Linked DNA regions of Homo sapiens: region 1 is linked to region 2. The links are chromatin contacts, found by Hi-C or POLR2A ChIA-PET in ENCODE. All regions are on one chromosome and are shown on one strand. Each heading gives the region's core, a stretch centred on a gene start or an enhancer-like site at or near the end of the contact. The rest is flanking DNA. Distances are from core to core; before and after follow the strand shown. Region 1 holds the start of LINC00402 (long intergenic non-protein coding RNA 402). Region 2 overlaps KLF12 (KLF transcription factor 12).

Region 1 (4,092 bases), core at 1,288-3,787, 250 kb after region 2:
AATCAAACACTGCTGCTCCAAGCTTAGGGAATAATGTTAATACCATTGGAATCTACATCACCAAATACTAAGAACCCTCAGTACATGAAGCCAATCAAAGTTAAATACAGTGGATCTTTGTGTTCTATTAATTTATATGCTGAAACTTGTAATGGTGCTGACTACCTTAAACAGTAAGACAAACAAGGAAACATGCCCTTTTAGAGTTGTGAGTTGGGATAGTACTGGATATTGAGCAAATATAATTATGTTGCCATTTCTCTGGCTTTTTGATTCTTGGAGCAAATCATCAAAGTTATGTATATGTCACTTTTGTGTGAAATTATAAGGGGGATAGTCGTTAGGAATGAAAGCTTTGAACCAAGATAAAAATACATAATAAGCAATGTGTCCCTAAATATTTTGAAGAATACATTCCTAAAGAGTTAAATCCTGGCCAAAAACAAGTCCTTTGACTCCTGTATTTATTATTCGTGGTTTTGAACATGCCAGGTTCACGAGTTCTACCTGCACTTGGCAACAATTCTGTACTTTCCTCAGCCCCATGGTGTGCTCAGCTGCTTGTAAAAAGTAAGGAAGCTCTGGTGACGGTGATGCATGGTAACAACAGTTTTTATTCCTGTCAGACTTGAAAGGGTGAGAATTTGGAAAAGGTAAGAGTTTATGAGATAGTCTTAATTAAAGAAAACTATTCACTTATACCAACACTTGGAAAGTTATCTAAAATACTAACTACTTCTTTTAGGTTGGAAAAATTAGAAGGTAACTGTTCCTTTCCATTTTTTCATAGGTACTGTGGGGCAGCCCAGGAGCCACTAACAACCAAGGCCTGCACCGGAATAAGCTACAAGGATTGGTTTGGAAGGCCAAAAACCTCAGCTGACCCTAAGTCAGTTCTGCTTCTTATACAGACTATTTCAGTCCCGTCTCCCCAGTGTTACCAATGTTGTGTTTCCACCTAATCCTAACTCCTTATCTTCTAAAATGTGACATGTTTCCTTGGCTCTTCAAAGCAAAATGGAAAGAGGGAGAGATTCAAATCCTAATGCTGTCACTTAACTGTGTGAAGATGGGTAGATGAGGTACATTACTTAGTTTCTCTGAGCTGTACTTTTCTCATTTTTAGAATGAGATGATAACACATGATATGATTTGGCTGTGTCCCCACCCAAATCTCATCTTAAATTGTAGTTCCCATAATCCCCATGTGTGTTGGGAGGGACCTGGTCGGAGGTAATTGAATCATGGGGGCAGTTCCCCTGATGCTATTCTTGTGATAGTAAGTTCTCACGAGATCATATGGTTTTATAAGGAGCTTCCCCCTTCACTTGACTTTCATTCTTCTCCTTCCTGCTGCCACGTGAAGAAGGACATGATTGTAAGTTTCCTGAGGCCTCCCCAGCCCTGCAGAACTGTGAGTCAGTTAAACCTCTTTCCTTTACAAACTACCCAGTCTTGGGCAGTTCTTTATAGCAGCGTGAGAATGGACTAATACACGTATCTTTAAGTTTTCTGTGGTGAAGATTAAGCATGGCAGACACAGAGTATGTACCCAATAAATAATAGGTATAATTGTGCTCATCCACACTCTCATCAATTACCTGGCAAAAATTCTATTCAAGGGCTAGGACTCTGCTACTCCACTCCAATCCTCTTCAGTTCCACTATGTTTACCTCAGTTCCCCAACCAAATGGGTAACAGCTGGTTTTGCATGAAAGTGAGCAACTATGGAGGCAGAGGATTGTCTCCTCACGTACTCGGGATGAATTCTACCCCGAGGCACCACACCCTTGTTGGGCCAACTGCACAGAATTCTGTGCATGCACGACTATCAAGTGTTTATCTATTGCCCCAGAAGCAAGCTTCTCTAAACCTGGTGCTTGTTTCTCTCCTATGCTTCCATCTCCTGTTGACCTCCCTTCCAATTCTTTCCAATGTGCCTCATGGAATTTTCATTCTGTTATGAGTAACCCTCTGTTGATCTCCTAGTTTTCATTAAACGTTGTCTGTGCTTCAAGAACACTGAATATCTTTTTGCTGTGTTAAATCCAAAGCTTAGTCATTGGTCCTCATCTTAGTTGAATCCTCAGTACTTTCGCTACTACCACCCTTGTACAAGCTGCTACCTTTTTTTTTTTTTTGCCTGAAATGATACAGTAGTGTATAAACCAAGTATCTCTGCTTGCATCGTCATCTGCCTGTCATGTATGCTCAATGTAGTAACCACAGTGATCCTTATAAAAGTAAAGTCAGGTAAATGTCACTCCTTGGCTACTTCAGGTCAGGGACCATGTCATTTTTTTTTTTCCCTCTGTATCTCCAGGGCTTATCGCTGAAACTTAGCAGGCACTCAGTAAATATTTTGCTAAGCAGTTAAAACTAAGAGAAGAAAGAGGAGGGAGAAATATGGTAATCACTTACCACATCCTCTTTTAACCTCTTGAATATCTTACCAATGTCTTCTTTTGTTCTTACTTTCACATCATTTGATTTGATAAAACAAAACTATTATCTAGAGAGGTAAGGCAGACTTGTGAACTGGACCCGTAGAAGTTAAGTGATGTCCCTGTTTGCAGTGTCAATGAGATTGAGGGCTTGGGCTTGAACCCAACCTTCTCCCTCCAAATAGCCTGCTCTTTCTGTTATGTCATGTTTCATATACAAGTTTGGGAGCCTCCAGCCCTGACTATCCCAACATATACAACATAATGTATATGTTGTCTTTGGAAATATCTTCTGTGAAGGCCAAGCATTTAATATTACAGGAAACCTTGAAGTGGATATGGAAGCTTGGCAGCCAGCTTGGATCTTCCTAAGAGCCTCTTTCCTTCATACCATCTTCAGAGTACGTATCATTCAATAGAGACTCTCTTGCACAGGAATTATTATTATATGCTTGCAAATAGTCTCAACCAAAATCTTTAACCTGGAAATGAAGATGGGCTACTGTCTAGGAAGCCTCTGATTTTGTTATTGGTTTTTATTATCATGTTAGGTTTGTATATTAAGGAGAAAAATTGGCAGAGAGCATCTAACCTATTAAAATTAGATATTCAAAGAAATTTAGTTTTGGGGGGTCTGAATTGATAATATAACATATGGAAGTTAAAATTCTAGAAGCTATGTTTACTATATGATTTCATGGTGTAACAAGATCTGGGAGTAACATAAACTAATCTACCTTCCCTTGTAAACAATCATCTTCCTTCCAAGTCTTGCTGGCAGAGGAAGAGGTTGTGGGACAGTGTGGGAAGAAGGAGGGAGTCAGAGTTAATTTCATTATGTGCTTCCTAAAGAATGGGTTATTCAACAAAAACACTAGTAACAACAGCAACAATGAAACTCCACCTCTCTGAAGTGTATAGAAGATTAATATGATATTTAAGTACATTTTAAATAGATTTTCTATTTCCAAATTGATAACTGTGGTCATGTAAACTTTCATGATCCTTTGCGGCTGACTCTCTTGTATGTCCATTTGGCAGTCTCAGTTTCTGCTACATTAATTTGACCTTGATAATTTATTCATTCATATATGTTTGTATTATTTCTTGAACCAGATTACTATAAGAAACTGTCTTGTTCTTGTCATATCTTTTTCCATGCTCTCACACCTCTAAATAATTATCTAAACCTAAAAAAGGATAAGTACTTTTTAGAAATTTACTTTACATTCAAAGTAGAGTGTCTTATCTAGGTTTGACAGTTTTTACACTCTGAAAATTGAAACTATATCAACAAAAGTAATTTTATACACTGTCCCAAGCTTTTAAGAAAGTGATAAATATACACTGTATATGACATTGAAGTACATTTTGAATAGCTTTTCTATTTCTATCTTGATAATTATGTGGTCCCACGTAGGTCAACAACAACAAAAAAGTGTTGGGCCATCCCATGTAGGTTGACAACAACAAAAAAGTGATAGGTATACAGTGATCTTTATACCTATCAAATTTTGTTGATCTTATTTATTTATTATTATTATTATTTTCTGAGACAGAGTCTTGCTCTGTCGCCCAGGCTGGAGTGCAGTGGCGTGATCTCAGCTCACTGCAACCTCCGCCTCCTGGGTTCAAGTGATTCTCTTG
Region 2 (3,965 bases), core at 1,461-3,960:
TACACTTAGGCAAAGACAATTGTCAGAAAGGATATCTTCCATTATTGAAAGGTAAACGTACACTTAGGCAAAGACAACTGTCAGAAAGGATATCTTCCATCATTGAAAGGTAAATGTACACTTAGGCAAAGACAACTGTCAGAAAGGATATCTTCCATTAAAAAATAAAAAAGAAATCTTGTTGCTAGATGCCTTATTATAAAATTGTTGGGTTATCACAAATGTGTAGATTTATAATCATAAATACACTTGGTATAGGAAAAAAACACTCTTCATATTTGTTACTATATTTAGCAATAGCCTAAGCAGTACATTCAGAGCATTTTTACCAAGATATCAGCCTAGCCATGGAGAGTAACTGCTTAGGAAAATCCCTCTCTTGCCATTTTTCTCATAGTTAAGTCCTGTAAACCAGACCCTTTCCCTCATCTACCACATACTGGAAAACTCTATCTTAATAAAAGAAATGTTCAGTATTTCAGGTTTTCTGTCACCCACTTTTCATTTATTTCAGGATTTCATTTTTCTTTCTTCTGTCACATATAATCATACTCTTTAACACTTTTTTTCCAAAAAAAAAAGAAAAAAAAGTAAAATTCATTCTCATTTTTCTCTCATTCTCCTTCTTTTGCTCTTACTCACATTTCATTCATCCTCTTGTTCAAATATTCATTGAAAAGATCTCTATAAGGCAGCTTAATACTTATCCAGTATGAGGCTCGCACCCTGTCCCTGTCTACCATCACTCCTCTCACCAAGGAATCCCTTTATCTTTGTTCCTGGAAGTTCAAGTGTACAGGGTTTCCTAGTCCTGTACTATGGCTCAACCAGAACGCCAGGCAACCAACCCTGGCACAGTCTAAGACTTAACATGCGATTAAAAAGCCACTTGCTTTCCAGCCCTGCTGTACAGAAGCTGCCCTATGCCACCACCTTTCTTGGTGCCAGCATGATTCAACTTAGTGATGTCAGCACGGACCTTTCACTACCCATCCCATTCTTCTCTCCAGTATCAGTGCCTTCTGGTTCGTGAACCTCTGTCTGAATTAACTACATTCCTGCTTATCGGGTGTTCTCCAGCACCGTGTCCTCCCAGTTACTGCCTGCCAATCTTGCCTCTAACTTACTCCCAGCCTTTATATTATTCATTCATATTCTGCATACAAACTATTGCTATCATTCTTGCTCATAACTTTGCTCTAAACTTTACTATCTGGACAAGTCCCTGGTGTCCCAATTATTCACATATTTCCATCATGTACAAAATCAGAATCCTCCTTTTCCTCATATTATGTTTTCTCTTTCCTAAACTCTCAATCACAAATCCCTGAGGCCACAAAGCCCTGGCCCCAGCCTGACTGGTCTATGGCATTATAGACAGGCAGTCAAGATCCCAAATCCAGGGAGCAGAGTGGCCTCAACCACAACAGACAGCAGTAACTGAGTCAAGTACCATATGAAAAAGCAAGAAGAGGCCACAAATAATCTTGCAGGTTCTCAGAGTCGTGCAGAATTCATAAGCAGTGAATCCAGGCAGGTGGTATTCTAGGGCAGATGAGCCTTCCTCATGTGGAGACGTCCATTCATGTGACAGCACTGTCCTCTCCACTACAAGGGTGGGTCCCAGGAGCAGTGCTTCAGACAGAAATGGGAAAATCAAGGAAAGAACAGGAACCAACAGAGGTCTATAATCCTCTATAAGATCCTCGGGTGGGGAGGACAGCAAGCAGGTAGAGCTGCAAGTGAAATGGCAGAGAAGAGGCAAGGAAAGACTTGGTGGTGGATTTGAACTATCTCAACTACATGTCTACATTTTCAGAACTGTCTTCCCTGCAGCATGCCATCATTTTTGGGTTATAAGAGCCACCCTGGCGGGACTCGGGGCAGTAGTGAAGCACCTGCCGCATGCATCTCACACTGGGAAGGTGCAGCTCACACACACTGTCGCCTATGTGCCTGCTCTCCTCGCTGGCACAGGGAAGCGGCTGGTCCACGGGATTGCCTTCATCTGCTTATTTTATTCATAGGCCATGACGCGTCTTGCTCAGGGAAGGGTGCCAGCTTCTCCCACAGTTCCCTGGCCTCTCTGAAGTTAGAGGCTTATGATCAGTGAGGGTCTATGTGGACTGGCATGTGCCCTTGTACATCCAGTGTGGCCTTCCTCTCCTGCGCTCCACTCTCATCCTTCCTTCCCGACTGCTAGCCCTGGTGATTTCAGCTCTGGCGCCAAATATATAGAAGCAACAGCCATATATAATGTGCTTAACTAGTTCCTACCATCATAGGAGGTCAAGTCCTTTTAAGTCCCATATTCGGCACCTTTCCCCTCATTCTGTTTCTCTTTTCACACCCCAACTGATACAGAATTTGGCACCAGAACTAGTTCCAGAAAAACAAAACGTTACGGATTCCTCCAGTTTGAAGATGAACTGTAGCTGATGCTGTTTTCCAGAAATGTTCACTACAGTATCTCCAGTCACATGTGCTCTTCCAGAATGTTTCCACTCTCCCATCAAGGGGTGGGGGATATGTCCCCTCCTTTTGAATTAATGAGCCTGTCTTTATAATCACCTGGATGAACAGAATATGGGGGAAATCACATGGCATCACTTCCAAGGGTGACACAGCTTCTGCCTGGTGTTATCCCCCCACCCACCTTCCCCAGTGCGCAGCTTTACTGTTAAGGAAGCCTTGGCCACATGAAGGCGTTGCAGCCAACAGACTGGCTGAGAGCCAGCACTAACTGGAAAACATGTCGACGAGAGTCTTCATGATTGCAGTCATCCGCCTTTGAACCTCAGCAGCCACTGAGCAGAGCAAGGAGAAGCCGACTCCACCAAGTCCTACCCAAGTAGCCACTTCAAGAGCAAAACACATACTGCTTTTGCTTTAAGCCACTAACCTGGGATGCTCTGTTTTGCAGCAATGGATGATGAAATCGTGGTTGTCACAAGGTGCCCAGATTCCAACTCTCAGTTAAAAAGGACACTCAACTCTCAGTTAAAAAGGAACACCTACCCTTCAATTTGAGTGCACATGATTGAAAACAGGGAAAGGGATTACTCACGGCAGAAGGGTGCAAGGCCGACAACCAGTGATTATCACAGTGTGCAACATTAGAAGGAGGCTTTAAACCAGGCTCAGGGTCCCAAACCCCAGACTCTGTGTAACTACCATCCCCTTTTTACTTACAGTCCTGGCTCTAACGACTCTCCATGTGTTTGCTCTCAATCTTCCAGCTTCTCATTGTCAAGCGGCCTTTCATTTTCCCCTAGATGCCAGCTATTAGCACTCTAAATTAAAGGAGTCATCCCTGAGATGTGAAGCTATTAAAACTGCAAAAGGCCCCTCTCACAGATTTTGCTCCCCTTAGACTCTCTGCTGTGTGAAGACGGATGAAAAGAAAAAGCTATACAGAACTTTTCCTCACTTTGATAACAAAAACAATCAAAAAAATTCCCCCAGAAAAAGTTCTTTGAAATCTAAAGGATCTCACTACCCTGAAAGAGGCAACAGCCCTAGCCTATCTGTTAATTTCAATAGATAGCTGCTGGCTAGGTATTAACTAAACTTTAAATACAGCTCCGGAGCCACAGCTGCAAGAGATACAGGATGTCTTAGTAAGTGTATGGGTTGTAAGTAAGTGCATGCTATCACCTCAAGAGCTTTTAACGAGATAACCAAACATGTTTCCTGAAACTAGATTTCAGTTTTATCAGATACGCTACAAATAACAACATTCAAAAACAAAGGAAAATTTGTTAGGCCAAAAGGTCTGATGAATTCTAAAAGTAGTTCATCTAGCTTTGAAGGCACATAAAACCATAGTATCACCATGTGAAACTGTGGTAAACAATCTACTGTTTGCAAAAAATTAGATATTTATTAGATTTTTTATAATGGGAAATTTTAATATTATCACTTGCTTCATTTAGCTGCAAAAGTGATTTGAATGGACTTTTTTC

What was found. A loop is a pair of places that touch in the nucleus more often than their neighbours do. ChIA-PET counts read pairs that join two places held with the same protein, here RNA polymerase II (POLR2A). Pooled maps may share reads with other maps.
Region 1: a loop to region 2 is called in a map of CD4-positive, alpha-beta memory T cell, with 11 times the contacts of the local background. The contact joins the promoter of LINC00402 here to the enhancer-like site in region 2. A Hi-C loop is called at or near these places in 2 of 168 maps with a recorded cell type or tissue (CD4-positive, alpha-beta memory T cell and naive thymus-derived CD4-positive, alpha-beta T cell) and 8 of 50 pooled maps. POLR2A ChIA-PET finds 5 or more read pairs at or near these places in 1 of 52 experiments (activated CD4-positive, alpha-beta T cell).

The regions. Positions count from the first base shown.
Region 1 is chr13:74,228,907-74,232,998 of GRCh38, forward strand. LINC00402 (long intergenic non-protein coding RNA 402) reads left to right here and starts at 2,538. Exons shown (of 2, transcript NR_144451.1): 1 at 2,538-2,846. It also overlaps a transcript of KLF12 not described here.
Region 2 is chr13:73,982,386-73,986,350 of GRCh38, forward strand. The region is part of intron 2 of KLF12 (KLF transcription factor 12); the gene reads right to left. Among named protein-coding and RNA genes, the nearest start is that of KLF12, 150 kb to the right of the region's middle. Within about 2 kb of position 2,711, at least 3 of the 41 ENCODE cell types and tissues checked have a DNase peak (open chromatin) inside an H3K27ac peak, as active enhancers do.